Linked DNA regions of Homo sapiens: region 2 is linked to region 1. A link is a loop called in an ENCODE intact Hi-C map of the cell type or tissue named here. Cell type or tissue: OCI-LY7. All regions are shown on one strand. Each heading gives the region's core, and the rest is flanking DNA. Links, peaks and the distances in the headings are about the cores only. Region 1 overlaps TMEM51-AS1 (TMEM51 antisense RNA 1). Region 2 overlaps FHAD1 (forkhead associated phosphopeptide binding domain 1).

What was found. Hi-C counts contacts between places; a loop is a spot of excess contacts. Peaks named below come from ENCODE experiments on the same cell type or tissue, not always from the same donor. Only the 100,000 strongest peaks of a DNase experiment are listed, where the experiment ranks them.
Region 2: a loop joins it to region 1, with 12 times the contacts of the local background. A loop is called at or near these places in 81 of 110 quality-filtered maps.

The regions. Positions count from the first base shown.
Region 1 is chr1:15,122,184-15,137,083 of GRCh38, reverse strand. It overlaps TMEM51-AS1 (TMEM51 antisense RNA 1), which reads left to right. Exons shown (of 5, transcript NR_027136.1): 2 at 12,711-12,856. Among named protein-coding and RNA genes, the nearest start is that of TMEM51-AS1, 23 kb to the left of the region's middle. In OCI-LY7, for the core only: CTCF peaks have their summits at 8,170 and 8,381 (motif pointing left); a DNase peak (open chromatin) is centred at 8,383.
Region 2 is chr1:15,264,327-15,281,335 of GRCh38, reverse strand. FHAD1 (forkhead associated phosphopeptide binding domain 1) reads right to left here. Exons shown (of 34, transcript NM_001391957.1): 3 at 8,807-9,013. Among named protein-coding and RNA genes, the nearest start is that of FHAD1, 26 kb to the right of the region's middle. In OCI-LY7, for the core only: a CTCF peak has its summit at 8,604 (motif pointing right); a DNase peak (open chromatin) is centred at 8,635.

The sequences.
Region 1 (14,900 bases), core at 4,587-12,586:
GCATGCACACAGGAGTGTTTCCAAGCCTTGTAGTCATTCTACTTGAAAATGCTCCAAGATAAGGCAAAAGGGACCTAGTGTGTGTCCCTCACCTCCCCACCCCATACCCACTCTAGACCAGGCTCTGGGCTCCAGGCATGGGAGCTGAGAGGCAGAAAGAAGAGAGAGGGCACCACGCCGCAGCAGCCACATTCAGAAGAAGATGTAAAAACCCCTCTTGCCAGGTGGGTGTGGTGGCTCATGCCAGTAATTCCAACACTTTGGGAGGCCAAGGTGGCTGGGTCACCTGAGGTCAGGAGTTCAAGACCAGTCTGGCCAACATGGAGAAACCCCGTCTCCACCAAAAATACAAAAATCAGCTGGGCGCAGTGGCAGGCGCCTGTAATCCCAGCTACTTGGGAGGCTGAGGCAGGAGAATCACTTGAACCTGGGAGGCGGAGGTTGCAGTGAGCCGAGATTGCCCCGTTGCACTCCAGCCTGGGTGACACAGTGAGACTCTGTCTTAAAAACAAACAAACAAATAAACAAACCCTCTTGCCAACAGCACTTCCGCTTTTAAAAAGGTCATCTGGTCTTTTGCTGGAAATGTGTGCATGAGAGGTTTTCTGAGCCTTGGGAGAAGGTTCCCTTCCCGATGGTGCCTGTTGACCTGAGATGATCTAGTCTAATCTTCCCATTTTACAGGTAGGAACTGGTGTCCAGGGAAGGGAAGTGATGCTTCCAAAGCCACACAGCTGGTAAATGACAGGGTCAGGAACACCAAGTGCCTTAGCTTCCAGTGGCTTTGTGTGGGGAAAAGAAAGAGAGATCAGATTGTTACTGGGTCTGTGTAGAAAGAAGTAGACATAGGAGACTCCATTTTGTTCTGTACTAAGAGAAATTCTTCTGCCTTCAGATGCTGTTAATCTGTAACCTTACCCCCAACCCTGTGCTCCCTGAAACATGTGCTGTGTCCACTCAGGGTTAAATGGATTAAGGGCTGTGCAAGGTGTGCTTTGTTAAACAGATGCTTGAAGGCAGCATGCTTGTTAAGAGTCATCACCACTCCCTAATCTCAGGTACCCAGGGACACAAAACACTGCGGAAGGCCGCAGGGACCTCTGCCTAGGAAAGCCAGGTATTGTCCAAGGTTTCTCCCCATGTGATAGTCTGAAATATGGCCTTGTGGGAAGGGAAAGACCTGACCGTCCCCCAGCCCGACACCCATAAAGGGTCTGTGCTGAGGCGGATTAGTAAAAGAGGAAGGAACGCTTCTTTGCAGTTGAGACAAGAGGAAGGCATCTGTCCCTGGGCGATGGAATGTCTCAGTATAAAACCCGATTGTATGTTCCATCTACTGAGATAGGGAAAAACCGCCTTAGGGCTGGAGGTGGGACAGGCGGGCAGCAATACTGCTCTTCAAGGCATTGAGATGTTTATGTGTATGCATATCTAAAGCACAGCACTTAATTCTTTACCTTGTCTATGATGCAGAGAACTTTGTTCACGTGTTTACCTGCTGACCTTCTCTCCGCTATTATCCTATGACCCTGCCACATCCCCCTCTCTGAGAAACACCCAAGAATGATGAATAAATACTAAGGGAACTCAGAGGCCGGCGGGGATCCTCTGTCTGCTGAACGCCGGTCCCCTGGGCCCCCTTTTCTCTTTCTCTATACTTTGTCTCTGTGTCTCTTTCTTTTCCAAGTCTCTCGTTCCACCTAACGAGAAACACCCACAGGTGTGGAGGGGCAACCCACCCCTTCAGCTTTGTCTGTAAATTGGGAGGAACAATTAGATGCATTGATCTTCCCCAGAGATAATTGGGCTACCTTGGAGCCATTGTCATCAATGTTTAGGGTTTTCTAGTAACCATTCTTCCATGGTTTTTGGATGCAAGCTTTTATTTTTTAAATTTATTCTTTTTTCAACTTTTAGATTCAGCAGGTACATGTGCAGGTTTGTTACAAAGGTATATTGCGTGACGCTGAGGTTTGGGGTTTGATGGAACCCGTCACCCAGGTAGTGAGCGTGGTACCTAACAGATCGGTTTCAACCCCTGCTCCCGTCTCTCTCTCCTCCCTCATAGCCTCCAGTGTCTGTTGTTTCCATCTTTATGTCCATGTGTAGATGCCAGATGTCACATTTACTCTATTCAACATTCAAGAGACCATTTTGAGGCCGGGCGCAGTGGCTCACGCCTGTAATCCCAGCACTTTGGGAGGCCAAGGTGGGTGGGCAGATCACTTGAGGTCAGGAGTTCAAGACCAGTCTGGCCAACATGGTGAAACACTGTGTCTACTAAAAATACAAAAAATTAGCCAGGTGTGGTGGCAGGCGCCTGTAATCCTAGCTACTCGGGAGGCTGAGGCAGGAGAATCACTTAAACCCAGGAAGCAGAGGCTGCAGCGAGCTGAGATTGTACCACTGCACTCCAGCCTGGGGGACAGAGCAAGACTCCATCTCAAAAAAAAAAAAAGTCAATGTCCTTATGGTAATCTATAATGCCCTACTGATGCCCTCTGCCTGCCTCACTTCTCTGACCTCAGCTCCTACCCCCCTCCCACTCACCTCACTCCAGCCAAAAGGTCCTCCTCAATGTTCTTCAGCCCGGACCCCAGTGCCTCTGACCCCAGGGCCTTTGCATTTGCTGTTCCCTCTGCCCAGAATAGGATATCAAACAGTGTCATCTTAGACGAGATCTCTCTCCAGCTCTTGGCTTCACCTCTTCTGTACTGTCTTATTCTTAGGCAGCCTCTCTTTTTCATTGTGGTGCCTCTGGCTCCTCCAGGCTGTCATCCTCCAAGGGGAAAAGAGAGTATTTCTCTTGGCCAATAGTTCAATATAAGTCCTGGAATGGAATCGTATTGGCTCTGATGAGGTCACATGCTCATTGCTGACCCAATCTCCAGGGACAGGCAGGAGAATGGAACACGAAGCTCCCATGCTTCACTGAAACCACAGGGTTCCACGTGGAATACGGGGAGGGAACAGGTGGGCTGAACTTGCAGCTATGATCCAATACTAATGGTGACAATAAAAATGATAACAACAATAATAGTAGTGGCAGCCAGCATTAACACAGTGCTTGCTCTGGTCTCAGCAGCAGGAAGGCGGGAAAACATCTGAGACCTGGGCCAGATGCACCTGTCAAGGTGTCTTAGGAAACTCTTACCTTGGGTGTGCAGTTGGGCTGAGAAAGCAGTGATATCCAATCTTGTCCACATGTTAGCAGCTTCTTTTAAAGAATAACTGTGGGACCCACCTCAAACCAATTGAATAGGAACCTTCTGGGGTGGAAAGGAACTCTAACATTAGGGTTTTTAAACTCTCCAGGTACTTCAAACATGCCTTGGCTCTGTATATTAGTCCGTTCTCACGTGGCTATAAGGACATACCCAATACTGGGTAATTTATAAAGGAAAGAGGTTTAACTGACTCACAGTACAGCATGGCTGGGGAGACCTTAGGAAACTTACAATCATGGTAGAAGGGGAAACAAACACGTCCTTCTTCACAGGGTGGCAGGAAGGAGAATGAGAGCTGAGTGAAGGGAAAAGACCCTTATAAAACCATCAGATCTCATGAAAACTTACTATCATAAGAATGGTATGGGGGAAACCACTCCCATGATTCAATTACCTCCCACTGGGTCCCTCCCATGGCACGTGGGGATTATGGAAACTACAATTCTAGTTGAGATTTGGGTGGGGACACAGCCAAACCATATCACTCTGGTACTAAAAACCAGCTAGCTCATTGGGGCTGGGGTGTGCTATCTGCAGTTTCAGCAACCACCCAGGTGATTCTCCTGCTCATTTATAGCTTGAGGGTCTCTGCACAAGGGCCTTACTTCCCATAATTGCTTGGCACCCTGAGGTCAACAGATAAGGCTGGTCCTGACCAGAAGTGACCTGCTGGTCACATGAGATCACCTGCTAGTCACCTGAGGGCTGAAAGAATAAACATCTCAGGCACCTCGTGACCATTCTGCAGGGGGAGCTTGATGCAAGGTCTCTTGTATGAGTCTAAGAATCTTTAAAATTGCCCTGTTCGCTTTAGAAGGACCCCAGTTTTATTTCTTGATGTTCTCATTTTCCTATGAAATTAGTAGTATCTTTCATTCCTGGAGGAAAAAACTAGTCCTTGCCCCTTGTGTTAAAAATTATTTCTCTCCTCCCAGGTATGCAGTTCTACAGACAAATGGAGATTCTTTAATAGCAGGGCTGCCTGGGGGAGAAAAAGTTATTCTGGCCTTATTTACCCAATGGCATTTCAATTGACAATGAACACGAATGCCCTGATTGTTGTTTTGTGGGTTCTGGCCAGTCCACACCGGAGCTGGTTACATTTCAAAAGTTTCTTGATAGGTGGGTGCCTGGGAATTAAAATATATTTCCTTGGCCTGGTGTGGCTGGTCACACCTGTAACCTCACACTTTGGGAGGCCGAGAGGGGAGGATAGCTTGAGGCCAGGAGTTTGAGACCAGCCTGGGCATAGAAAGACCCCATCTCTACAAATTGTGTGTGTGTGTGTGTGTGTGTGTGTGTGTGTGTGTGTGTGTGTGTGTATTTTTTTTTTCTTCTTATAGTGACAGTGTTATCAAAACCAAGGTGGTTTTCCAACTTAGCCCACAAATATCTATTCAACTCATATAATTGTAGAAAGTAACCTGGGTGCAGTGGCTTACACCTGTAATCTCAGCACTTTGGGAGGCCAAAGCAGTGGATCATCTGAGGTCAGGAGTTTGAAACCAGCCTGGCCAACATGGTGAAACCCTGTCGCTACTAAAAATACAAAAATTAGCTGGACGTGGTGGCATGTGCCTGTAATCCCAGTTACTCAGGAGGCTGAGGCAGGAGAATCGCTTGAACCCGGGAGGCAGAGGTTGCAGTGAGCGAAATCTCATCACTGCTCTCCAGCCTGGGTGACAGAGCAAGACTCTGTCTTGAAAAAAAAAAAAAAGTACTATCACAACATGAGTAAGTTTTCACTTATGTAACTCATCTAAGATTTTAGATGGGAAAATGTAAAAACTGATTCCAGAGTTAATAGAACTTGTGTTGTTGGAAAAATGTTCACATCTCCCTCTTAACCCAAATGTTGGCCCGGAGTGTCTGTGTCTGGGTGCTGTGCTGTGAGGGCCGGGGGTCACCATCCTGGGCAACGGCTTCGTGCAGACACCTGCTCAGTCAGGCTGGAGGCCCCAGCAGCCAACCAGCTGCTGTTTCTCAGTCTGGTCACTGCCCAGACCAAAGCAAGGACAAGAGAGGGGACAGGTGCTCTTGGGAGATGCAGTTGAGAGCAGGGATGTGCTTAGCTGGGGCTGCACCCTGGCAGGCACAGACTTGCTTTGAGATATTGCATTTTATCTTGAACAAATTCATGCCACCTTTGCATTCTACCCAACAAAACTCTCACATTTGCGGGGCACAGTGGCACACGCCTATAGTCCTAGCTACTCGGGAGGCTGAGGCGGCAGGATTGCTTGAGCCCAGGAGTTCAAATCTAGCCTGGGCAACATAGTAAGACCTTGTTTCTAGAAAAACCAAACCAAAACGATTTGTTTTATTATATACAGCTTAACCCTTCTGTGCCTCAGTTTCTTCATCTGTAAAAGAGTGAAAATAGCAACACCTGCCTTGTAGGGTTGCTGTGAGGACCGAATACATTTCATTATATTTAATGAACTTAGAATAATGCCTGTCACCTAGTAAGCACTACACAAGGTTAACTATTACTATTATCAATGTTGTCACTATTATTCATCTCATTAACTTACTAGTTGTCTGGAATCAGTTGCCTGGGAGTGGCCCCTACTCTGGTTTTCAACACAACACACTCTTAAGAGCCAACTGCACACTCTGGGGGAGGAAGGGCAATGTTTCTGCAAATTGTTGTTCCCTTGGCATATTAGTTATCTATTCCCATGTTACAAATTATGCCAAAACGTAGTGGTTCTGTGAAAAACAGTATGTATTATTTCATAGGTTCTGTGAGTCAGGATGAAAGCTGGTGCTCCTGGTTCAAGGTCTGGCACAGGCTGCAGTCAAGATGCCTAACAGGCTGCATTATCCCGAGGGTCAACTGGGGAGGGACCTGCTTCCAGGCTTACCCACGTGGTTGTTGGTAGAACTCAGCTCCTTGCAGGCTGTTGGCCAGAGACCACTTTAGTTCCTGGTCAAATGGGTCTCTTTATGGGATGGCTTACAACTTGGCAGCTGGCCTTATCAATGCAAGCAAATAAGGAGACACACACACACACACACACACACACAGAGAGAGAGACAGAGAGCGAGCACGCCCACACATACACAAGCAAGATGGAGGTCACAGTCTTTCATAACCTAATCTCAGGAGTGACAGCCCATCATTTTTACTGGATTCTATTCTTAGAAGCAAGACATGACCAAGGAGAGGGGACTTCACAAAAGGTGGGGTCATTGGGAGCCATTTAGAAGCTGCCTGGTCTGTTGGGGGCACAACACCTTGAGATCATGGGCATTAGAACCAAGTTTGATGCCAACTTTTAAAAAATTTTATTATTGGATCTTGAATTCCTAGCCTCAAGTGATCCTCCTGCCTTGGCCTCCCAAAGTGCTGGGATTACAAGGATGAACTGCCATGTCTGGCCCAATGTGAGCTGTTTCTCTTACCTAGTGTTAAAATAAAATGGGAGGCCATTAGGCTGAGGTGGCTCCCATGCCCTGGGATTCTATATAAACAAGGTGAAGCTTAACCTTAGCCAATCATAAAAGACCAGCTAAGCATTAATTACATGATCAGGAACTTTCCACCAGGATCATCTAAATAAGGCAACTGCCCAAACCTTAACCAATCAAATAATTTCTTTATTTTCCACATTCCTTATTTAATTTATCTGATTTTCCTCTTTACTCTATCAAAGCCCTTCCTTCAAACTCCTCTGGAGGAGCCCTGAACCACCTTCGATTTGGTGCTGCCCAGTTCATGAATTGCTGTTTGCTCAAATAAACTCTTTAACTTTTTAATGTGCCACCATTTATCTTTTAACACCAGCAGTGTGAGTCCCACACGTTGCTCTATCTCACCCAGCCTCGTCCCTGAGGATCAAATGTTACCTACCTTGATGAGCCACCTTGCCCAGTGTGTGAGTTTCCCGTGGCTGCTGTAGGAGATTGCCACAAACTTGGTGGCTTATTCTTGCACGGTTCAGTGGCCAGAAATATGACATGGGACTCACTGGGCTAAAATCAAGGTGTCAGCAGGGCTGTGTCCCTTTCAGGAGGCTCTAGGGAGAATCCGTTCCCTTGTCCTTTCCAGCAGTGAGAGGCTGCCGGCACTCCTTGGTCTGTGGCGCCTTCCTCCATCTCCACAGCCAGGAATGGAAGTTGAGTCTTTCTCATGTTGCACCGTTCTGACCTTTTCAGTAGCCACACTTACCTCTGACCCACTTCTTTCTCCTCCTTCACCCAGCGTTAAGGATCCCTGTGGCTACATAGGGCCCCCTGGATAATCTAATCTAGATATTCTTCCTATTTTTAGGTCAACTGATGAGCAGCACTCATCTCACCTGCAACCTTAGCTCCCTCTGCCATGTAAAGTATCACAGTCACGGGTTCTAGGAACCAGAGTGTGGGCCTCTGGGGACCCATCATTCTGGTGACCATGGAGTCCTTCCTTGAATCAGTTTTCATGTGACCCAAGGGCCTCCCCTTTCTCACAGGCCACACCTGGCTGCCTGATTGTCCCTGGCAGGGGGGTCCTGGCACCCAGAGGAGGAGGCGCTCCCCATATGCCCAGGGGCCAGGAGGGAGGCTCATTAATCGTGTAGGAACATGAAGAGGAGGCAGGCGGCTGGACAAAGTGATGTTCAGGGTCTTGCTTCGAGGTTCCCACGTGTGTGTCTGACTCCCTGGGGCTGCCCACGTGGTCCTGTGGTCCTGTGGTTTTACTCCAGGAGGCCACCTGCCTGCCACCCCTCAGAGGAAGGGAAAAAGCTGCCGTTTCACGTTGGAGCTGCACGCACAGAGGAAGACCTCCTGCCTGGCATCAGGCCATTCCTCAACTCATCTCCTGCTGGGTGGTCTATCGTCCTCACAGCGTGCTGGGCTCAGGATCTGGGCCTCCTGGCTGGAAGGGAATCTGGGTGGCTTAACAGGTTTTATTTGTCCTGAGGCCAGCTTTCAAATTTTGCCGACCCCACTGATGTTTCTGGCATCCTGTGGAGGAAAGAAAACAAAAGCCATTTCCCCCCCAAAAGCCACCTTTTGGGATTGCAGACAGCTGGCAGGGATGGTGGGGGGCCCTGCCCACCTGAAACTTTGTCTACTGGGCCTGGATCTCTGAGTGGCCTAGGCTGCTTTGGTCCTTCTTGAGCTGAGCTGGGCTAGGCTGGTGAGGGGCGTATTGTCCTGCCATCTAGTGGCGAGTTCTGGGACTGCGAGCTATAATGGCCCAGGCGCTGCCTATAGTGGAGCCATATATACCAGGGCGGTTGGTCCCAGGCCCCTGGTCATGCCACAGAATCACCAAAGGAAGTTTAAAAACTACGTAGGCTCCAGACTCACCCCACACCTAGTGAATCAGAAATCCCGAGGCCTGGAAATAAGCATTTTAACTTTAGCGTGTAGATTCCCTAGGCCCTATCTCAAAACCCTAAATTATTGGCTTTGGAGAAGGACCTAGAAATCGGAACTTTTAACAAGAGTACTCCAGTGACTCTCGTGAGCAGCTTGACTTGAACACCACCCATTCAGCTGCCCACAAGATAAATGAGGCAACTGTGGGATGTAGATTATTTTAAAAGCTGATACAATATTCGATCGTATTACTAGGAGCATAAAGTCCAGGTTAAGGGAGGATAGCAGTTAAAAACATCTGGGTTCGAATCCCTACTTTTGATACTACTAGTTATGTGACCCGGGGCCAGTGTCTTAACTTTTTCCTGCCTCTGTAAAGTGGGGATAAGAGTACCTGTCTGCCAGGATTACAGCAAGGACTCAATTAGATCTCATGTAAAGGGCACAGGGCCTGACCCTTGGGAATTGGGCCCTTCATTACGATTCCACTGCTTGGGCCTATGTGGGAGCACGGTGTCCTTATTCAGGGATGTATTTATGAGAGGATTGTCCAGAGAAGGAAGAGATGGAAGGGGAGACCATGGAAGAAGGACAAGGGGCATGGAAAAGGCTTGAGGGTCTGTAATGGGGTTGGGGGAAGGAGATGTTTTGGGAGGGAGGCATTTATGCTGCTTAAAAAAAATAACAGGCCAGGCGCGGTGGCTCACGCCTGTAATCCCAGCACTTTGGGAGGCCGAGGCGGGCAGATCACCTGAAGTCAGGAGTTCGAGCCCAGTCTGGCCAACATGGCGAAACCCTGTCTCTACTAAAAATACAAAAATTAGCCGGGTGTGGTGGCTCATGCCTGTCATCCCAGCTACTCAGGGGGCTGAGGCATGAGAATCACTTGAACCCAGGAGGCAGAGGTTGCAGTGAGCCAAGATCGTGCCACTGCACTTCAGCCTGGGTGACAGAGCAAGACTCTGTCTCCCCAAAACAAAACAAATAACAGAGGGTCAACGTGGAAGAGGGACCAGGAGGCAGAGTGATAGAAAGTCCCCATGAGCAACTGGAACTAAGAAGGGCACAGGCAGACTCATGGTACAGTGAGCTCACAGCCACAGGAGACTGCAGGCCGATGCTGCATGAGGAATCTGTTGGGTGCCATAAAGCAGTGGTTCCCAACTGTGGCACTTATGTCCCTCATGGAGTGTGACCTGATTTGGGGGACATGCAGGTGAGCATTTGCAGGAATATTTATTTGTATATTTATGTGCATACTTGGCACATAGAGGCACACATATCCGTACCCACATCTATGTATTAGAAAACAGAGCCAGCGTCTTAGGCCTGTGGTTACACAGACACAGGCAGTGATGTCAGGTCTGGCCCGATTTAAAATAGGCAGCTATTATGCCAATAATAGTAGAGCTGGTTGTGGATGTGGTTGGAATAGTCAGGGTGGTCTTGGGGAACCCAGCCATAGAGGAACTTTCTGCTTGGGTTTGGAGACTGATGTCAGTGACATGGACTGGCTTTCCTGTGAGTGAGGACTCCACCCCAGGGCCTTCACTCTTGTGTCACCAAGAGGGTGTCGGCAAAGTTGCCGTTTTTAACAAGCCAGTCTGAAGCCTCTGGTGACCTCGATGCTGGAGTTTGTTGGGTTAAGTGACCACAAAACCAAATGAACCTGCCCACCTAACACGTGTCTCCTGGAGTCTTTCACTCTTGCTTTGTGTTTCTTTTCTTCACAGCACCTGCTGACATGATATATATGTATGTGTGCATTATTTCAGGCCAGAGACTGTTTTGTCAGTAGATCTATTTCACATAGTGCTGGCATAAGGCACACACACCCAGCAAGTGTTTGTTGAGTGAATAAATGATGGAAGCAACTTTGATAAGACTTGCTCCAGTTGTTTGGGGATGCCAGTTGCATGCCCATCTATCTCTGAGAGGCTCCTGGAAGAGCATCTTGCAGCAAGTGTACCAGGGCTCTGTGCTGTCAGGGTGGTGTTGGCTCCATCCTCTTGGCGCTGGGTTGATCTCTATCCTGAGCTAGAACCGGAGTTGTCCTGGAGAGGAACCTGGCCAGAAAAGAGCCATGTGGAAACCCTGTGAAGAAACCAAAAGAGGGGCGATGGTCCTGGGGTGTCCAGATGGTGGCATGGCAGTGAGGAGACACAGAGCCATAACTTGCCCACAAAAGCAGCCTGGCTTCTGACTCTGCAACTCTCACAGGCTCAAGGGGACGACATTGTAACCAAAATGCAGATTCAGTTCCTCGCCACTTGCAGAGTCTAATTAACAAGCTAGGTCTGGTATAAAGAAAGTGACTTTTTATTCCAAAGCTAACATAGGGAAAGAAGTACAGGCTTCCTGCCTTAAGGGTTCCACCTTGCCTTTGGAGCAGAAGGGGAGTGTTTTTAAAAGGGGCCTACACAGGGGTGGAAGTGAGCAGGGGGGTTTCACATGCTACCTTGATGGCTTATTTACTGGGACTCGAGTTGGCATCTTCATGGGCATACTTTGGGTCATCAATCAACTGTTATCTATCGAGGAAACCTCCTGGTGGGTGAGAGTTTTGCTTTGGAGCTTCTAAGCACATGATTAGGTGAACTTGCCCTGTAAGGAGTGTGTGGGGAAGAGGAGGTAAAAGGCTATAACTGCATTTCTAAAGAGCTAAGTAGGAAGTGAAGAACAGGGAGAAATGGAGAAAAGAAGAGAAAATAATAAAGAATAATAGTAACTCCTTGTCTTTTTCCGGGAAAAATGGGGGCACTTGTTACTCATCTCTAGCAGCAAGACTGGGTCAATTAAAAAAACAGAAGAATTTAGGATTCTTTCATGCTTCCAAGTTGTTCTGTGTAATGCAGATAGAGTCCTTAAAATGCAGGCGAGAGTTGTGTGTGTGCATGTGTGTGGTATGTAGTTGCTGGGAGAAAGGGTGGGAGTCACCTCAGTGTCAAGGCCAGTGGACAGTAGGTCATTTACCTGGGAATCTTCTCCAGTCAAGCATGTGGAATCCAATTCTAGTTGTCTTTAGCTGGTGATGGGGGTAGTGTGTGAGACTCTTACGTGCTGAATTGCATATCCTCAAAATTCAGATGTGGAGTACCTAAGGGTGTATTTGGAGATCAGATCTTTAAAGAGGTAATTAAGTTCAAATGAGGTCAGATGGGTGGGCCCTAATCCAACATGACTACTGCCTTATAAGAAGAGGCGATTTGGGCACACACATACATAGAGAGGCAACCGTGGATGGACCACAAGGAGAATATGGCCGTTTGCAAGCCAAGGAGAGGGGCCTCAGAAGAAGCCAACCCTGCTGGCACCCTGAGGTTGGATTTCCAGCCTCCAGGACCATAGGCGGGTCCATGTCTGTTGTGCAAGCACCGTGGCCTGTGGCTCTTGATTATGGCAGCCCTAGCAAACTAAGACACAGAGAAATGGGAATGGTAGGGTGGTGGTGCTTAGTGCATCACAACCAAACCTCAGAAAGCAGGGGTGGACGTGGCCTTGGAGACGACTGGATCTGAGAATAGATCAGTTGTCCTTGCCCCCCTCCCGCATCTAGGCATCCGACTCTGGCTGGGCCCCGTTCTCTAGGCATCTCCTTGTGGGTGGGATGGGGCAGCCTGCAGCTCTGGGACTCGTCGTACAGCTTAAGATCCAAAAAAAAGCGGCAGCTCACCGCCACCTGCAATTCTGAGCCCTGTCGGAAAGGGTTCTGATTTTCACCTCTCAGGTTTGGAGTCTACTCCCGGGCCTTTCATCATGGGCCAGGGCTGCAGGGCTGGATTGGTCCAGCCAGGATCCTGAGACTTCCCTGAAGGCGGGGTTGGGGGTGAGGTGGGGGCAGCAGGATCCTAAGGGCACTAAGATCAGCAGCACCCCCACCTCCAAGAACTTCACGGAGTGGGGGCGGAGCAGTTCCCTGAGGCCAGCCAATCAATCGGGAGGTCTCAGCAGAGATGCTTTCCCCTCTCCATCCTGATTGGTTCCCACCCAGGAATTTCCCATGAAATCCAAACCACAAGGCTCGAGGCGGACCCCCACTGGGAGGTCCCGGGCCGCGCCTGGGGCGCAGGCAGGCGGGTCCCTGTGAGTGTGTGGAGTGGTGGTGGCTGTCGACGGCCATGTGGCGTCATGGTGATAGGAGGGTGTCCATTCTTTTTCTTCCTTATCTAGGACTTGAGGTGGGACATGGAAGAACAGGGACCCCTCCTGGTTTGTCCACCCAGCCCACACCTCCATTCCTCACCCAACCTACCACTTCAGAGCCGGGAAAAGACCTCAGAGAACATCCGCTCCGACTCTACCGAGGCTCAGACAGGGTAAGGAGTTGGCCCCACGTCACACAGCCTGGTGTATGTGGCAGAGCCTGGGTGACAGACAGTCAGCCCCACCAGGTCTTTCAGCTCCAACCTTGGTTAGAAGGGGAGGAAGGCTGGCACACCCAGCTGCTGCCAGGCACCGCCGCTAATGTGCTGTATTAGTGGCCGGGCCTGAATCACTTGCCCAATTTGGACGTGGGCAAGTTTCCAAAATGTCCTGGTTGTTTCCTATTGTCTATTTTTAAAAAATGATGGCCTGTAATCCCAGCACTTTGGGAGGCTGAGGTGGGTAGATCACCTGAGGTCAGGAGTTCAAGACGAGCCTGATCAATATGGTGAAACCCCGTCTCTACTAAAAATACAAAAACTAGCCGGGCGTGGTGTCGCGTGTTTGTAGTCACAGCTACTTGGAAGGCTGAGACTGGAGAATTGCTTGAACCTGGGAGGCGGAGGTTGCAGTGAGCCGAGATTGCACCACTGCACTCCAGCCTGGGCGCCAGAACAAGACTCTGTCTCAAGAAAATAAATAAATAAAAATAAATAAAATTTAAAAATTTAAAAAAGGTGGTGATGATGCAGGTGTGGTGCAAGATTAGCTATTATAAGTACTCACCGAACCAGACCTTTCTAAGTCCCTAAATTATTACCTTGTTTTAAGTCAGGAGCTCACGGGGCTGATGGGGCTGTCTTTACCCTTTAAGCCTATAATTTACAGAGCAATATTCTTCCAGGCAGAGGGGGTGGATCCAGCTTCCAACCGTGCAGTACTTAATAATGAGGAGGTCTTTTTCGCCTTGGGGACATCTGGCTTCAGGAAATTTTACTGTAAACAGCTGGGTGTGACCAGCCAGCTTTAGGGCCAAGGCTGTAATGGCCCAGTGGGTTCGAGCCCAGACTCCACAGAGAGCCAGTCTGCTGAGGCTGAGGTCCTAGCTGCCACTCACTAAGGTGGGACACTGGGAAATCTATGGAACACTCCGTGCCTCAGTTTCCCATCTGACCAATGGGGAAAACAATGCTTACCCGAGATTGTTGTGGAGACTAAATGAGCAAAAACACATACAGCTGTGATTCTCAATCAGGGATGATTTTGTTCCCCCAGGGACATTTGGCAATGTCTGGAGAAATTTTGAGTTGTTCTGACTAGGTAGACAGATGTTGTTACTGGCATCTAGTGAGTAGAGGCCAGGGATACTGCTAAACATCCTATAAGAATGATCTGGGCTTGGTGCGGTGGCTCATGCCTGTAATCCCAGCACTTTGGGAGGCCAAGGTGGGAGGATTGCCTGAGCGCAGGAGTTCGAGACCAATCTGGGCAACAAAGAGAGATCCTGTCTCTACAAAAATTAAAACAAAACAAAACAAAAACTGGCCCAGAATGTCAGTAGTGCTCACTGAGAAATGCTGGCGTAAAAGACAGTGTGATGGTCCAATCAGTATTGGTGCTTATCAGTCCTCAGCTCAAGGTTGGATGTCCCTGAATTCTCAGTTCTCTTTCTGGCACTTATGTGAGCTGCTGGGTGCTTGGTCTTAAGTTTTTTCTCCTGTCTGAATATCAGGGGGCTCCTCTCCCCTGGAGTCTGCCTGCCCAGCCCCACCTGCAGGGGAGAGGAAGCCTGTGTTGGGAAAGAGGAGGCCCCTGCCGGGCCACTTTAGAGGATCCACTGGCTTCGCACGTCCTAAGAGCCGCAGGGTGCTCTTGGGCTGCTGTTCTCTCACCTCTTAAGAGCGGAAAATCCGTGCATGCATTGTGTCCTCAGGCCATAAGCCTGGGTGGGCTGCCTCCACCCTTGGTGAGTTTGCAATCCTATCCAAGCCAATGGGATTCCACCCTGAGACTTTGCTAGAACCGCCTGGCAAGAGGGTCTCTCTTGTGCAGGGGTTGCTGGCTGAGACAGTGTTTGTCTTGTGACCATTTTGCCAACAAATGGGGACAATCTGTCTGAGAATTAACTGGTATAAACGATAGCAAACCCAAGAGGTGAAGAAGGCTGAGTGTCTTGAAAGCAACATCGGACACCCTGGCGCCAGCTGTGTCCAAAGC
Region 2 (17,009 bases), core at 3,994-11,993, 140 kb before region 1:
TTCCTCTGATCTTACTCAATTTTACCCTAATAACTACACAATTACAAGGACAGGAAGGGGCAAGAAAGAAGGGGGAAAGGAGGCACACTGATCCCAGCAGAGAGCAGGAACTGACTGCCAGACCCTAAAACGCAGACAGAAGAGCCCCAGGGCAGCAGAGGGTGCTATGTGCGGCCCAGGAAGACAGCCTTCTCCATCTCAACAGCCCCTGGCGGGTGCCAGGATTCAAAATGGGGCAATAATTCTAAGTCTCCAAGAAAAGGATCAATTATGTCTAGGATTTTCCATTCCAGAAATTGGGATTATACATGTTAGAACACAGAACAGCCAAGTTACATACTATTTCCACGTTTTAGAACTTAAAGAAGTAGGTCCCTTTGAGCTATTCAAAAAGGCCATTTATCTGGATTTTGGCCAGGTGGGTTAGGGGACACCTAAGTGCATTCTGGCCCATCTTACTTTCCATCTTTGTAAACCTTCTAGCTTAAAGTTTTCCTTTTCCTTTAAGTTCTAATTCATTTCCTGGTCAGTCCATAAAATGGGAAAGAGAATCTAAGGAGAAAACACTTAGATGTTTGCAAACTGCGTTTTCTACCCTAGACTCGGCCTGCTGGAGCTCAGTCTTGCCAGATTGAGTGACTGAATGAACCAATGCATGATCAACTAACTTAGGAAAAGCGGCGATGTGGCTGCAGTTTGGGAAGAGTGTGACCTGCAGGAAACAGCCACGGTTGATCCCTGGGGTTTTGGGCCGGGTCGTCCGTGTTCTGTTTCACCAGGATGCTAAGGCTTCCACCTGCGCTCCTCCCTGCAGTCCCCTAGGCTGTCTGCACACTCTGTAGACATCTGAGGAGGAAGCAAACTTCAGGAGTCCTTCTGTGTTTTTGCCGAGGACATTGTGCCTGAGGCTGTCTGCTGCCCCATGCCCTCCACTTCATGGGCTTTGGAAAATGTCCTTTGATATAAAAAAACCTGGTCTCAGGATCTTTCATCACATCAGCAGGTCCCCTCCAAGAGCTGTAACAGCACAGTGTAGAGGAAAATACTACACGATCGGGATGGGAGATGACAAAGCTTGGCTATCGAGACGTTTCTTCTGAAGTGTGCCATGCTCTCTGGTTCTTTGTTCAATCCCCAGTTACTCGGCCTGGTTACAGGCAAAGCCACATTCTTCTCAAGAACGGGGAGTACTTAACGGTCCCATGAAGATGGGAACTGCCACCTTCCCTGGGATGGATGACTAAACCCCCAACTCTGTGTCCTTCTCATCATACACCGAGGAGAAAAACAAGCCACGCTACTTCCTTGGAGACCTGCCTGGAACTTCCCTGATAGAGAATGGATTATTCATCATTTTCTTACCCCAAGCTCCTAGCACGGAATCTCATTACGGAGGCTCAGCTTAGGTAGGAGGAATGCTTTCTTGCCATGGGCTTTTTTTTTGTTTTTCCTCCCTACATTGCATCCATCTCCTGCATGGGTGTGGGGGAGACACCCCTCCCTCCCACAATGGGGCTCATCCCCTCCACTCCAGGGGAGGGAGTATGCCCCAGGCCTGGCCAGTCAGAGCATTCCATGTCTCTGGCCTCACTGATTGGTTCGGGGATAGTCATGTGATCCAAACGAAGCCAATGAAGACGCTTGCTCTTTTCCTAGAGCTGCTGAGTTTGGAAGGTGCTGGGGTTGCCAGTGGCCACCTCATTACAGGTGGGGCAAGAATCTGCTTGAGACTGTGAAGCTCACAAAGATGAAAGAGATTCCTTTTTTTTTTTTTTTTTTTTGAGTTTTAAGGATCGGAAAGTTTAATAGGCAAGAAAGAAGGAAGAAGACAGAAGGAAGAAACTCCCGGTACAGAGAAAGAGGGAGGGGGGGCTCCAAAGCCGAGAGAGGTAACCCTAACAGACAGATTCCTGAGCATCCCTTGAGCACCTGGATCTAGCCAGGCCTGAAGCTGATGCTTCTGGCCTTTTCAGTTACATGAAAAATAACTTCAGCTACTTCTTCTTCTCCTTCTTTTGCTTAGGCTAGTCTGAGTTGGGTTTCTGACACTTGCAAACAGTAAAATTTCCTGGAAAATATGCTTATTGACACTTGAGCACAAATATCACTATGTACTTAGAATGAAAGGTGTTAATGCGAGTTCTGACTTGTTTGAGTAAAACCCACCAGGCTATAATCATGCACCAAATTTACCTTTAAACTTGTAAGAGTAAAGCAGTGGCCCCAGAGAAGAAGTGACTTAAGACCAAGGAACCAACCACAGGTAGTAAAACATTAGGTGGAGAAATTTGGAACAAATAAACAGTTCTCTAGCTACAGCAGCCTCTGGACTATAAACCTCAAATTTCTGTTTCAAAAGTTATCCCAGGGAAAACATTCCAAAGTTTTAAAAAAAAACTTCCAGTTGAAGAAACAGGTAAAATTTATAAATATTCATCTCTTGTGTATATTATACATTAATGTCAAGCATATTTATCAGATGTATCAATATGATTATATTACTATATATGCAAATGCATATACATGTATGTGTATATTTAGAACCACATATCTCCAAGTTCTGTTTTAAAGAGGTAATGAAGGCGGGTAATCCCAGCACTTTGGGAGGCCAAGGTGGGCAGATCACCTGAGGTCAGGAGTTCCAGACCAGCCTGGCCAGCATGGTGAAACTGCGTCTCTACTAAAAATACAAAAATTAGCTGGGCATGGTGGCACACACCTGTAATTCCAGCTACTTGGGAGGCTGAGGCATGAGAATTGCTTGAACCCAGGAGGCAGAGGTTGCTGTGAACTGAGATCGTGCCACTGCACTCCAGCCTAAGCAACAGAGTGAGACTCCGTCTCAAAAAAAAAAAAAAAAGAGGTAATGAAGACTGTTCAAAGCGTATTTTCCCTTTTTCCTATTCCTCAGTTAACTAAGTAAACTATTAACCAGCGCAGTTCCTAGCAGATAGTGGGGGCATTCATTCTTTCTCCTATCCCCAGAATCTCCTATCCTCCTTTTTAGCCCTTCTTTCAGACACTGGGTAAATGAAAGAGGCAGAATAGCATAGTGTTATGAGTGGAGGTTGGTAAACTTTTGCTAAGAGAGCCAGAGAGTAAATATTTTTGGCTTTGTGTGCCATATGATCTCTGTCTACTCAACTCTGCCATTGGAGCAGAAAAACACTGGTGGGCATGGAGGTGTTACAATAAAACTTTATTTATAAAAACAGGAGATGGTCTGAATTTGGCCCATGGGATGTAGTCTGCCGACCTCTGGTTAAGAACATGGGATTTAGAATTAAGCAGAATTGGTTAATCTACCTCCTCTGCCTCCTACCATCTATAACCCCGAAAAATGTGTTACGTTTTGTGCCTCACCTGTAAAATGGAGATGACAACAGATACTTCTTACTTTGCGAGAACTAAATGAGATCATATATATTAAGTACTTAGGACACTTCCTGGTACGTATAGTAAATGCTCATTAAACATTAGCCGCCAGACATTATCATCACCATCAAAAAAGAAACTGCAAGGGGGGAACTGAGTTTGTCCAGGAACTTCAGCAGCATCCCTGGTGAAAAGATAGTGGAGGCGAATGAGGAAGCCCCTATCTGAAACTGCATTTTCTTCTATCATCGGTGGCTTTCATTTCTACCCACACGATATATCATCCCCCATGAGCATGTGAAGTGGCAGGCTGGCAGCACTGCAGTGAGGAACTTGCCTGAGCTCTCAGGTGACCGAGGTGCTCTGGGCTGTTGGGAAAGACTCCCAGACCGGGACTCAGGAGACTTAATCCTGGTTCTGGCCATAACTGATTACACAATCTTGGGAACACTGCAGAACCTCTTTGGGCTTCAGTTTATACAGTGATGGGATGGTCCCAAAGGCCTGTATGCAAATTCTGAAGGGGGAAAGGGAGCCTGTGGTTAATGTGTTCCTGCCCGGCAAAAGTTGGAAACTGAGGCTCAGAAAGGCTAGATTGCCATTGGAGTTTGAACTTCAGTCTATCGTACTCCAAAGCCTTTGTGTTCTTCACTGCACTCCCAAAGAGCTTCCCCTTTAAGGCAGTGAGTAGCCAGGCATATGGGCACTCTTTATGTTGGGCAGGATGTCATGAGGTTGCAAGAGGGTCGAAGGACTGCATCCAGAAGTCATGTGGGAAGCTCTGGCTGGAATGGGAGCAGGGCAGAACAGGCCAACGTAGGTTTCCTTACCTAGCTGCTTTATAAGAACAGCACTAGTGTTCACAGGACAACCCTCACTCACAGCTCCTTTCCTGGAAATCATAAAGCACTAAAGAAACCAACAAGCAAACATCATAATGGCAGAAACAACGCGGCAAGCACATCTGACTTTGTGACTTGGATTTCACACGCCTGACACTTAGGCAGGGAGTCAGTGTTACTACTCAACAGTTGCTTCAGGGCATCGCAAATGGCCCTGTAGGTTATGCCTCGCACAACTCCAGGGGGTGCCATCTTTGTGGACTCTACTGTGAATGGTGACTGGAGTTGTGCAAGGTGGTGGCCCTAGGCTATACTTTTTTTTTTTTTGAGAGAGTCTCACTCTGTTGCCCAGGCTGTGGCATGATCTTCGCTCATTGCAACCTCTGCCTCCCGGGTTCAAGCAATTCTTGTGCCTCAGCCTCCTGACTAGCTGGGACTATAGGTATGTGCCACCACGCCTGGCTAATTTTTTGTGTTTTGGGTAGACATGGGGTTTCACTATGTTGGCCAGGCTGGTCTTGAACTCCTGGCCTCAAGCGATCCTCCTGCCTTGGCCTCCCAAAGTGCTGGGATTACAGGCATGAGTCACCACGCCCGGCCCCTAGGCTATACTTTGGCAAAAAAGCTATGATATATAACGTGTACTCTTAAGCATATCGTGGGTGCCAATGTACTTTGTAAACCAAGAGTTTCTTTCTGTTTTTCTACCTTGTATGTCACTCCATGGGTAAGTTATTTGCAAAGGCATCCACCTGGTAGTTGGGAGGTCTTGGGAGGTTTTCTGTCCATGGGAAGGCTCACAGTGGAGGCAGGTGGCTGCTAGCGTGCTCCTCTTACCTTCCTGCTATCATAGGCACCAGATACTGGGCTAAGCAATTTGCAAACAATGACCCGTTTACTACTACAGTAACCCCACATGAGGAACTATTAGGATTCCAATTTTACAGAAATGGGAACTGAGGCTTTGAGAGGTGAAGCAACTTGTGCATGATCCCACAGCTGGTCAAGAGCAGGGCAGAACTGTGTGGGGCAGACTCACTTGAACTTCAGGACACCCACGCTAGCCACTGTGATGTCTACAAACACATTTGGGTCTCTAACTTCTGCCTCCACCTCCCATTTCCTATTGAAATGGCTGTCACGTCCCTCTCTGTTGGTTATGGTCACCACAAAGCCTGAAATAAATTTTTCTGTTTGGGAACTCTTTCTTGGGAAAAGAACAGCTAAGCCTTACAATATTAGGACAGTCCTCTTCCAAAGGAAACAATCCTTGAAAACTCTACCGCGGGGAAGACACAGCCCCCTCTCTAGGGACTCAAAGAATCAATAAGAGACAAGAGCATGCTGGAATCAAGACAGCTACACATTTCTTAGAAAAACTGGACCCCAAAATGAGATGAGATTTGATGAGAGACGCTCTTCACTACCTCCTTTTTTCTTTTTTATAGCTCACAGGTCGAGGTCATCAGGCAAATAGAAAGGGAAGCCATCAGAAAGAGAAACTCAGTCCACATGGCTGCCCTCACTCAGGCCTGCAAAGGACCCTTTGTCACTAAGAGGAAGCCTGCACGAATGTCTCTTGATCTAGGAATGCTCTGAAAGGGAGCCGAGAGCAGTTTTGTGAGGATGGGGTGGAGGCGGACAGGGGGTCTTCTGAGGAAAACCTGGCAGGGACAGAGGCTCGGCTTGCCCCCTGGAAACGCTCGGGCTGCTGTGAGGTACTCTGGGCATGGGCCAGGGGGCAGATGTCTGGCTGCCAAAAGTCCCTTAGCTAATAAAGCAGGAGGCAACTGCATGTAGAAATAAGAATTTTTAAAATTCATGTACAGCCAAGTGACTGTAAAAGTGTGCTTTGTTGGCCAGGCGCGGTGGCTCACGCCTGTAATCCCAGCACTTTGGGAGGCTGAGACGGGCGGATCACGAGGTCAGGAGATCGAGACCATCCTGGCTAACACGGTGAAACCCCATCTCTACTAAAAATACAAAAAATTAGCCAGGCATGGTGGTGGGCACCTGTAGTCCCAGCTACTCGGGAGGCTGAGGCAGGAGAATGGCGTGAACCCGGGAGGCTGAGCTTGCAGCGAGCCGAGCTCGGGCCACTGTACTCCAGCCTGGGCGACAGAGTGAGACTCCGTCTCAAAAAAAAAAAAGTGTGCTTTGTTGTCTTTGAAAACCAGTTGATGATACTGCTGCACCTAGCAGCTGACCCAATGGTTTTCTCCCAATTGTTACCTGCAAGTGGAGACAGAGTTTAATTCACAGTGACTAGCTGTGTGGTCCTGGGCAAATTACTTAACCTCTCTGAGTTTCAGATTCCTTGTCTGCAAAATGGGGATCATGAGAGAGCCCATGCCCTAGGCTGTTGCATTAAATAAGGGAAAGCAGGTAAATGCCTTAGCACAGTGTCCCTCCTGCTCCTCCTCATTATTCCATTATAATAACTCTACCGTTCTCATTCACTAACAAAATATAAACTATTATACAAAACAGAATCTTTTTTTTTTTTTGAGGCGGAGTCTTGCTCTGTCACCCAGGCTGGAGTGCAGTGGCATGATCTCGGCTCACGGCAACCTCCACCTCCTGGGTCCAAGCAATTCTCCTGCCTCAGCCTCCAGAGTAGCTGGGACTACAGGCGCCCGCCACCATGCCCAGCTAATTTTTTTTTTGTATTTCAGTAGAGACGGGGTTTCACCGTGTTGCCCAGGCTGGTCGCAAACTCCTGAGCTCAGGCAATCTGCCCGGCTCGGCCTCCCAAAGTGCTGGGATTACAGGTGTGAGCCACCATGCCTGGCCAAAACAGAATCTTTTATAATACATTCTTTTGCTCCTTCAGAAGTGAAGGTTGGACATCTTTACCACTGGGTGACACACTTATGTGATTAAAACAAAATACCCCTCCCCAAATTTGTACACTTAGGTTCACAGCTGCATCATTTGCAATAGGCAAAAGGCGGAAGGAGCCCACGTGTCTACCCATGGAAGAACGGATAAGCAAAATGTGGTCTCTCATACAAGGGAGCATTCTTCAGCTTTCAAAAGGAAGGACAGTCTGACGCATGCTACAACATGGATGAACCTTGAGGACTTGGTGCTGAGTGAAACCAGCTAGACACAAAAGGACAAATATCGTATGATTTCGCTTATACAAGGTACCCAGAGTAGTCAGATTCACAGAGACAGGAAGTAGAACGGTGGTCGTTAGAGGCTAGGGTGAGAGGGCAACAGGGAGACAGTGTGCTCTTGTTTAATAGGGGCAGAGTTTCAGTTTTGCAAAATGAAAAGAGTTCTGTGGATCGACGGTGTGACAGCAGCGCCACAATGTGAATGCACTCAACACTGAACTGTTCCTTAGAAACGGTGAATACGGTGAATTTCATGTTATATGTATTTTACCACAGTTTAAAACATAAAAAATTGCACAAACCAACACAAAAAGTCAAGTATCTCACAGGTTTCTTTCTAGGATGTACATGGTGATGGCAATGTTCTGAAAGTGGCTTGTGGTGATGGCTGCACCCCTCTGTAAATATACTGAAATGTGTTGAATTGTACGCTTAAAATGGGCAGGGTTTATGCTGCATAAATTATACTTCTATAAAGCTGTTCAAAGCAAGGAAGCAAAGAAATGCTAAGGTCATGAGGAACCCTGTAGTGTGACGGGTGCACTTAATGTCTTGGTTGTGGCAATGGCTTCACAGGTATATCCATGTTCCCAAACCTAGCAAATGATGTACTTTGGACATGTACAGTTTTACTGTATGTCAACTATACCTCAATAAAGCTGCATTTTAAAAAAAAGCAGCATAGTTATCCACATAAGAATGAACCCCTTATATTTTATTAAACAATGCCCCTTTTGATGGGCATTTAGGTTTCAAATGTTATGCCACTACAAATAATACTTCAATAAATACCTTTGTATGAAAAAAAAGAAATAGAGATATTGTGCATCCTCCTCCTCCCCCACTGGCAAGTCACAAAATTAGAATCTCCCATGGAGGGGCCCCGGGAACCTGTAATTTTACTGAACAGTCCCCCTCAAATTCTGATAATCAGACATGTTTAGGGAAACACTGGCTCGGACTTCACAGATTTGGCTTTTCAGGCGCTTATGTGTTAAGAGCGTCTACTTGGACACTGAGTTTCAGGCTCTACAGACATTCTCTTGATGCCATGTGCCGTCAAGAAGGCAGAGACCTGGGCATATGAAGAAGTCTGGCCCAGGTCACAGAGCTAGGAAGGAGCAGCGTGCTCATCTACCTAAAAATGAAATCCACCTCTGCATTTTCAAAAGCACACCTTGTTTTCCGCCTCCTCTCAGGAAGTTGCACATTTTTGGAAAACTGGTTCTATGTGAGCCAAGATGCAACTCCAAGAAATGCCCAGAAGAGGGTGCTAAGATTCTCTCCTTCCTGGGACCCGCCAGAATGACTCAGAACTCCACAGGGTCCACTCTGTCTCTGCTGCCTGTGTGCAGCGTGCGATCACAGTGGCACCAATGTGGATAAGCGCCACCCTGCAGCTGCATCCGAGCGCCGGGCTGCACGAAGGCGACATGGCCCCTCTATCCCCCAGTGGCCCGGACTCACCGGAGGTGGATTTTCAATGACCAGTTCATAGGTCAGCCCTGCAGACCCAAATCTCAGGATGTCTCCAGGGATGAGCTTCACAGCCACGTTTTGAATGTGGCACTCGTTGACAAACGTGCCGTTGCGGGAATTGAAGTCCTGGAGAACAAAGCTGCACTCCGCCTCGTTATATTCAATGAGTGCATGGTGGTTGTCGATGTCAGGAGACTGCAACGGAGAAGGAGGACAGTCGTAGCCATGAAAACAAAAATGACACGGCCCCTAATGTTTTGAGCTGAGTGCCTTACCTGTTTTGCCGCCGCCAGATCATCACGACAATCCTCATTTTAAAAGGAGGAGGCTGAGGATCAGAGAGGTTAAGCGACTTGCCCAAGGCCACACAGCTAGTGTGTGAAGGAGCTTGGGATATGTGCTCTGTCTGACACCAGACCTGGGGACAGGTACCTAAGTTGTTGAGTGGGGAAATCAGGCAACACAAAGGCAAAGGGATCTTGGGAGAGTCATATTGGACAAATATGGGACCAGGGAATTGGCCATTTTCTTTTCTTTTTGTTTTTGTTTTTATTTTTATTTTTTATTTTACCAAAACCGAAAATCGTCAAGGAATTGGCCATTTTCTTTTTCCCTGACTCCACATGGGTATTTATGGTGGTACTCAGTACCAGGACAGGAGGCAAAAATGGCCCAAACAAGAAATAGAGAAAAGTACTAAAGAAGCCATTACCGTTACTTATAATCCCACCCTCACCAGTGGCAGCCATGGTTAACATTGAGGTTCACATCCTTCCACGTTTTTTTTCTATGCTTACGTCCTTTTAAATTTTTTTAAACAAAATTAATCACACCCTACATACATAGTTTTATAACTACCTTTGAAAAACCTTGATGTACAATAAATATTTCCCATGCGATTAGTTATTTCCATTGCTTTTTAAAAGCTATTCAGGATTTGCCTAACCACAGATGGCCCGCTTTTCAAAAGGGGGCTTGGTGTGACCATGTTTCCCCAAAGGAAAGGGGCCCCAGCCAGTGTGTCTGCAAACTGATGGCAAGGGACAGAAGCTCCTCTGTAATTTCACTTTAATAAGAGGACTGAGTGAAGCTCAGCACAAAGGAGGTGACTGCATGTTCCCCTGGTTGCAGGGCCCTGGAGGGATGAAGGGAAATGTTCTGACTGTGAGCTGCAGGGCACACTGAAGTCTTCGTCTTTTATTTTTGAGACAGAGTCTCGCTCCGTCACCCAGGCTGGAGTGTGGTGGCACGATCTCGGCTCACTGCAGCCTCCACCTCCTGGGTTCAAGGAATTCTTCTGCCTCAGCCTCCCGAGTAGCTGGGACTACAGGCATGTGCTACCACGCCCAGCTAATTTTTTTTTTTTTTTTTTTTTTTCCGAGATGGAGTCTCGCTCTGTTGCCCAGGCTGGAGTGCAGTGGTGCGATCTTAGCTCACTGCAAGCTCTGCCTCCCGGGTTCACGCCATTCTCCTGCCTCAGCCTCCCAAGTAGCTGGGACTACAGGCGCCTGCCACCACGCCTGGCTAATTTTCTGTATTTTTAGTAGAGGCGGGGTTTCACCATGTTAGCCAGGATGGTCTCCATCTCCTGACCTCGTGGTCCACCCACCTCGGCCTCCCAAAATGCTGGGATCACAGGCATGAGAGACGGGGTTTCACCATACTGGCTAGGCTGGTCTCAAACTCCTGACCTCATGATCCGCACGCCCCAGCCTCCTAAAGTGCTGGGATTACAGGCGTGAGCCACCGTGCCCGGCCAAAGTCTTCATCTTTTAAGGGCACTGTCAACCAGACATCCATGCCAGCTTGAGACTTTGCAACTATTTTCTAAGTTTATCTTCTCAGGGTGCCCTGTCCAGCTTTTATATAAAAGTACTTGCATGTAGACAACTAAAGTTCCATCATATAACAACCTAGAGCTTATATTAATAATAGAATATATTAATATGTATACTAGAGTAACAATAAAACATATTACTTACACATTACAAGCCAGGAGATTGCTTAGTGCTTTATTGCATTGCCCTATTTCATCTTCACAACAATCTAGAGATAGTTTCCCATTTGGTAGATAGGGAAACTGAGACACAGAATGAATTTACCCAAAGTCACCCCGCTTGACAAGTCACCTGGCTTGTACTCAGGTTCGCCTGATTCAAATGTCTGTGCTATTAGCCACTTTCCAAGTTTCCACCAAACACTTTGCCACCCAAAATATTAAAATAAAAAAGAAAGCTGAAGTAGCTATACTAACTGCGGCCAAGGCAGTTTCAGAACAAGAAAAACTGGGGATAAAGAGAAGCATTAGGCCAGGTGTGGTGGCTCATGCCTGTAATCCCAGCACTTTGGGAGGCCAGGGCGGGCAGATCCCCTGAGGTCAGGAGTTTGAGACCAGCCTGGCCAACATGGTGAAAACCCATCTCTACTAAAAATACAAAAATTAGCTGGGTGTAGTGGTGCACACTTGTAATCCCAGCTACTCAGTAGGCTGTGGAAGGAGAATCACTTGAACCCAGTAGGTGGAGGTTGCAGTGAGCTGAGACCATGCCATTGCACTCCAGCCTGGGTGACATGAGTGAAACTCAAAAAAAAAAAAAAAAAAGAGAGCCATAAATAATGGTAAAGGGGTAATTCTCCAAGAAGACATAACAATGCTTGATGTGCATGCACCTAACAACAGAGTGCCAAAATACACAAGGCAAAAGCTGACAGAACTGCAAAGAAAAACAGATAAGCCCAATATGACAGCTGAAACTTCCACAACCCTCTGTCAGTAATTAGCAGAGCCAGCAGGCAGAAAATTAGTAAAGGCATAGTTAAACTGAACAACACCGTCAATCAACAAGATCTAATTGATATTTATAGAACACTTAACCCAACAACAACAAGGTGCACGTTCTTCTTGGGCTGACATGGAACACTCACTAAGCTATACCACATTCTGAGCCATAAAACACACCTCAATGAATTTAAAGGAATAGAAATCATGTAGAATATGCTCTCAGACCACAATGGAAGTAAACTTGAAATCAGTAACAGAAAGATAGGTGGAAAATCCCAAAACATTTGGAGATTAAACAACACATTTCTAAATAACACACGGTGAAGGAAGAAATCTCAGGAGAAATTAAAAATTATCTTAACTAAATGAAAATGAAAATACCACTTAAAATTTGTGGGAAGCAGTGAAAGCAGTGCTTACAGGGAAATTTATAGCCTTGAATGCACACATAAGAAAAGAAGAAAGATCTGAAATCAATAATCAAAGTTTCTACCTTAGGAGACTAGAGGAAGAAGAGCAGTATAAGCCTAACATAGACAGAAGAACTGAAAGAAATATTAGATCAGAAATGAATGAAATTGAAGACAATAGAGAGAATCAAAGAAAACAAAAGTTGGTTCTTTGGAAAGATCAATAGAACTGACAAACCTCTAGTAGGTAACCAAGAAAAAAAGAGAGAAGACACAAATTATTGATATCAGACATGAAAGAGAGGCCATCACAGCTGATCCCATGGATATATTTATTATGGAATATTTATATTCTATAATAAATATAGAGTGAACAGGCAACCTACAAAATGGGAGAAAATTTTCACAACCTACTCATCTGACAAAGGGCTAATATCCAGAATCTACAATGAACTCAAACAAATTTACAAGAAAAAAACAAACAACCCCATCAAAAAGTGGGCAAAGGACATGAACAGACACTTCTCAAAAGAAGACATTTATGCAGCCAAAAAACACATGAAAAAATGCTCACCATCACTGGCTATCAGAGAAATGCAAATCAAAACCACAATGAGATACCATCTCACACCAGTTAGAATGGCAATCATTAAAAAGTCAGGAAACAACAGGTGCTGGAGAGGTTGTGGAGAAATAGGAACACTTTTACACTGTTGGTGGGACTGTAAACTAGTTCAACCATTGTGGAAGTCAGTGTGGCGATTCCTCAGGGATCTAGAACTAGAAATACCATTTGACCCAGCCATCCCATTACTGGGTATATACCCAAAGGACTATAAATCGCGCTGCTATAAAGACACATGCACACGTATGTTTATTGCAGCACTATTCACAATAGCAAAGACTTGGAACCAACCCAAATGTCCAACAATGATAGACTGGATTAAGAAAATGTGGCACATATACACCATTGAATACTATGCAGCCATAAAAAATGATGAGTTCATGTCCTTTGTAGGGACATGGATGAAATTGGAAATCATCATTCTCACTAAACTATTGCAAGAACAAAAAACCAAACACCGTATATTCTCACTCATAGGTGGGAATTGAACAATGAGAACACATGGACACAGGAAGGGGAACATCACACTCTGGGGACTGTTGTGGGGTGGGGGGAGGGGGAAGGGATAGCTTTAGGAGATATACCTAATGCTAAATGACGAGTTAATGGGTGCAGCACACCAGCATGGCACATGTATACATATGTAACTAACCTGCACATTGTGCACATGTACCCTAAAACTTAAAAGTATAATAATAATAAAATTAAAAAAAGAAAAGAAAATGTAAAGAACAGCAAATATATATATATTTTTTATATTCCTATTTATATGCTATAAAACATATTTTATATATACCATATTTTTATATCATATCAATATATTTATATTATATTTATAATATATAAAATATTTATTTTATAAATATATGCTATATAAAATTTATATTTATAATTTATATATCATTTATATTATTATTTTATATATTATTTATAATGATATATAAAGGAATATTATGAACAGCTCTCTGTCCACAAATTTGATAACTTAGATGAAATGGACCAATTTCTTGAAAGACACAATTTACCCAAACTCATACAAGGAGGAATAGATGATCTGGGCCCTTATCTATTAAAGAATTTGAATCAATAGTTAATAACCTTCTAAAACAGAAAGCACCAGGCCCAGATGGGTTCCCTGGTGAATTCTATCAGACATTTAAGGAAGAAATGATACCAGCTCCCTACAATCTCTTCCAGAAAATAGAAGCAGGAGGAATACTTCCTAACTTATTCTGTGAGGCCAATATCACCTGAATACCCAATCAAGATAAAGACATTACAAGAAAGGAAAACTAGAAGCCAATATCTCCCATATACATAGACGTGAAGTCTTCAACAAAATATTAGTGAATATAATCCAACAATGTATAAAAATAATTATACACCACAACTAAGTGGGATTTATTCCAGGTATTCAAGAACTGATTTGGCGTTTGAAAATCAATTAATGTAATCCATTGCATCAAGAGGCTAAAGAAAAAAAATGGGGAGATATATTCTTTTATTTGTAATTGCTAAGTGAAATATGATGGTTAAAATCTTTTCATATGCTTATTTGCCATCTGTATATCTTCTTTGGCAAAGTATCTGTTCAGATCTTTTGTCCATCTTTAATTTGGGTTGTTTTCTTATTGTTGGGATTTAAGATTCATTTATTTTGGATGCATGTTTATAGCATCTTTATTCATAATTGCCAAAAACTGGAAGCAACCAAAATGTTCTTCAGAAGGTAAATGGATAAACAAACTGGTAGAAACATCAGTCAATGATAAAAAGAAATGAGCTCTCAAGCCACAAAAAGATACAGAGGAACTTTAAATGCATATTGCTTAGTGAAAAAAGCTAATCTAAAAGGGCTACATATTGTATGATTTCAACTACATGAAACTTTTAAAAAGATAAAACTATAGAAAGATTTGTGGTTGCCAGGGGTCAGGGGAAGGTGGGGGGCTGTGTTGAACAGGTAAGCACAGGGGATCTTTAGGGCAGTGAAACTATTCTGTATGATTCTATATTGGTGAATACCTGACATTATGCCTATGTCAAAACCCACAGAACTTTATAACGTGAAGAATGAATCCTAATGTAAACTCTGGGCTTGAGTTAATAATAACATATGAATATTGATTCATCAATTGCAACAAATGTATCATAGTAACGAAGATGTTAATAATAGGGGAAACTGCGTGTGTATGTGTGAGTGTTGTGGGGGAGGGGTTGTTATATGTGGGAACTCTCTGTACTATCTGTTCAACTTTCTGTGAACCTAAAACTGCTAAAAAAAAAAAAAAGTCTAGGCCAGACATGTTGGCTCATGCCTGAAATGCCAGCACTTTGAGGGGCCAAGTCAGGAGGCTTGAACCCAGGAGTTCAAGATCAGCCTAGGCAACATAAGGAGACCCTATCTCTACAAAAATGAAAGAATTAGCCAGGTGTGGTGGTGCACACCTGTGGCCTTAACTACTTGGGAGGCTGAGGTGGGAGGATTGCTTTGGCCCAGGAAGTTGGGGCTGCAGTGAGTCATGATGGCACCACCACACTCCAGCCTGGGCAACAGAGCGAGACCCTGTCTCAAAACAAACACACAAAAATAATAAAGTTTATTAAATAAACATGAAAACATATTCGCCCTTTGGGAAATGCTTCCCACATCATCTTCATCTCCATTCCTACTGACCACATTTCTTTGTGCTCTAAGAACTCTCTCTCTCTTTTTTTTTTTTTTTTTTTGAGATGGAGTCTTGCTCTGTCACCCAGGCTGGAGTGCAGTGGTGCAATCCTGGCTCACTGCAACCTCCGCCTCCCAGGTTCAAGCAATTCTCCTGCCTCAGCCTCTTGAGTAGCTGGGATTACAGGGGCACACCACCACATCCAGCTAATTTTGTATTTTTAGTAGAGACAGGGTTTCACCATGTTAGCCAGGCTGGTCTCAAACTCCAGACCTCAGGTGATCTGCCCGCCTCAGCCTCCAAAAGTGCTGGGATTACAGGTGTGAGCCACCGCACCCAGCCTATGAACTCTTAATAACTCATCAAAGAGATAAGTTCTATGTGTTACATTTTGTTTTTCTCTTCTCAAATCCCATTACTTTCAGCTCCTCAGAAGCTGTCAAGCCGTGATTAAGAAATCAAAGCCAGGAGGAAGTTTTGGATGATACCACAAAATGGGACAAGCCTCTGCCTTGTGTTAGGCCAAGGGAGAGTTTCTGAGGACTGCCTGATAATACCACTCCCTCCTGTATTTAGATAACTGCAAAAAACTGATGTTAGTAGAAAGCTCTGCTGCCAACATAGGCTGAATGTACAAGCTCCACTCTGCTGAACTGTCTCATTATGAGATTAACTGCTGTTCTGTTTTTATTATTATTATCAGCTAACATATTTTGAGAAGTTCCTGTGAACTGGGCCTTACCAAAGCACTTTGTGTTCATTCCCTCATTTAATCTGCAAAACAGCCCTTTACAGGGAGTTCTACTATAATCTCCATATTACAGATGGAGAAGCTGAGACTCAAAAGGCGAAGTAAGAGACCAGCATTACCCTGTCAGTAAAACCAAAGACATTATAAGAAAACTACAGACCAATATCCCTAATGAATACTGATGCAAAAATCTTCAACAAAATATTAGCAAACGTAATTCAACAGCTTATTAAAAGGATTATACACCATGACCAAGTGGGATTGATTCCTGGAATGCAGGGATGGTTCAACATGAAAATCAATCTGTGTAACATAATGCATTAACAGAATGAAAAGGAAGAACCACGTGACTATCTGGACTGATGGAGAAAAAGCACTTGGCAAAATTCAACACTCTTTCCATGATGAAAACACAAAAAAATACTAGGAATAGAAGAAAACTACATCAACATAATAAAGGCCATATGTGAAAAGCTCATAGCTAACATAATTCTCAGTGGTGAAAGACTAAGACTTTTCCTCTAAGACCAGGAATGAGATAAAGATGCCCACCCTCACCACTTCTATTTGAAATAGTACTGGAAGTCCTAGTCAGAGCAGTTAGACAAGAAAAAGAAGTGAAAGGCATTCAATATATCCCAGAAATAAAATTACCTGTATTGTTGGACAACATGATTTTTATATGTAGAAAGCCCTAAAGATCACACACACACACACACACACACACACACATATATACATATAACACTGAATTCATAATAAATGATACAAAATCATTTATTTTGTACTCAGGATACAAAATCAGCATGCAAAAATCAGTGGTATTTCTATACACTAACAATAAACAAGCTGAAAAGTAAAATAAGAAAGCCATTCCATTTACAATAGCATCAAAAAGAAGAAAATATTAGAAATAAACTTAACCAAGGAGGCAAAAGACTTGTACATTGAAAA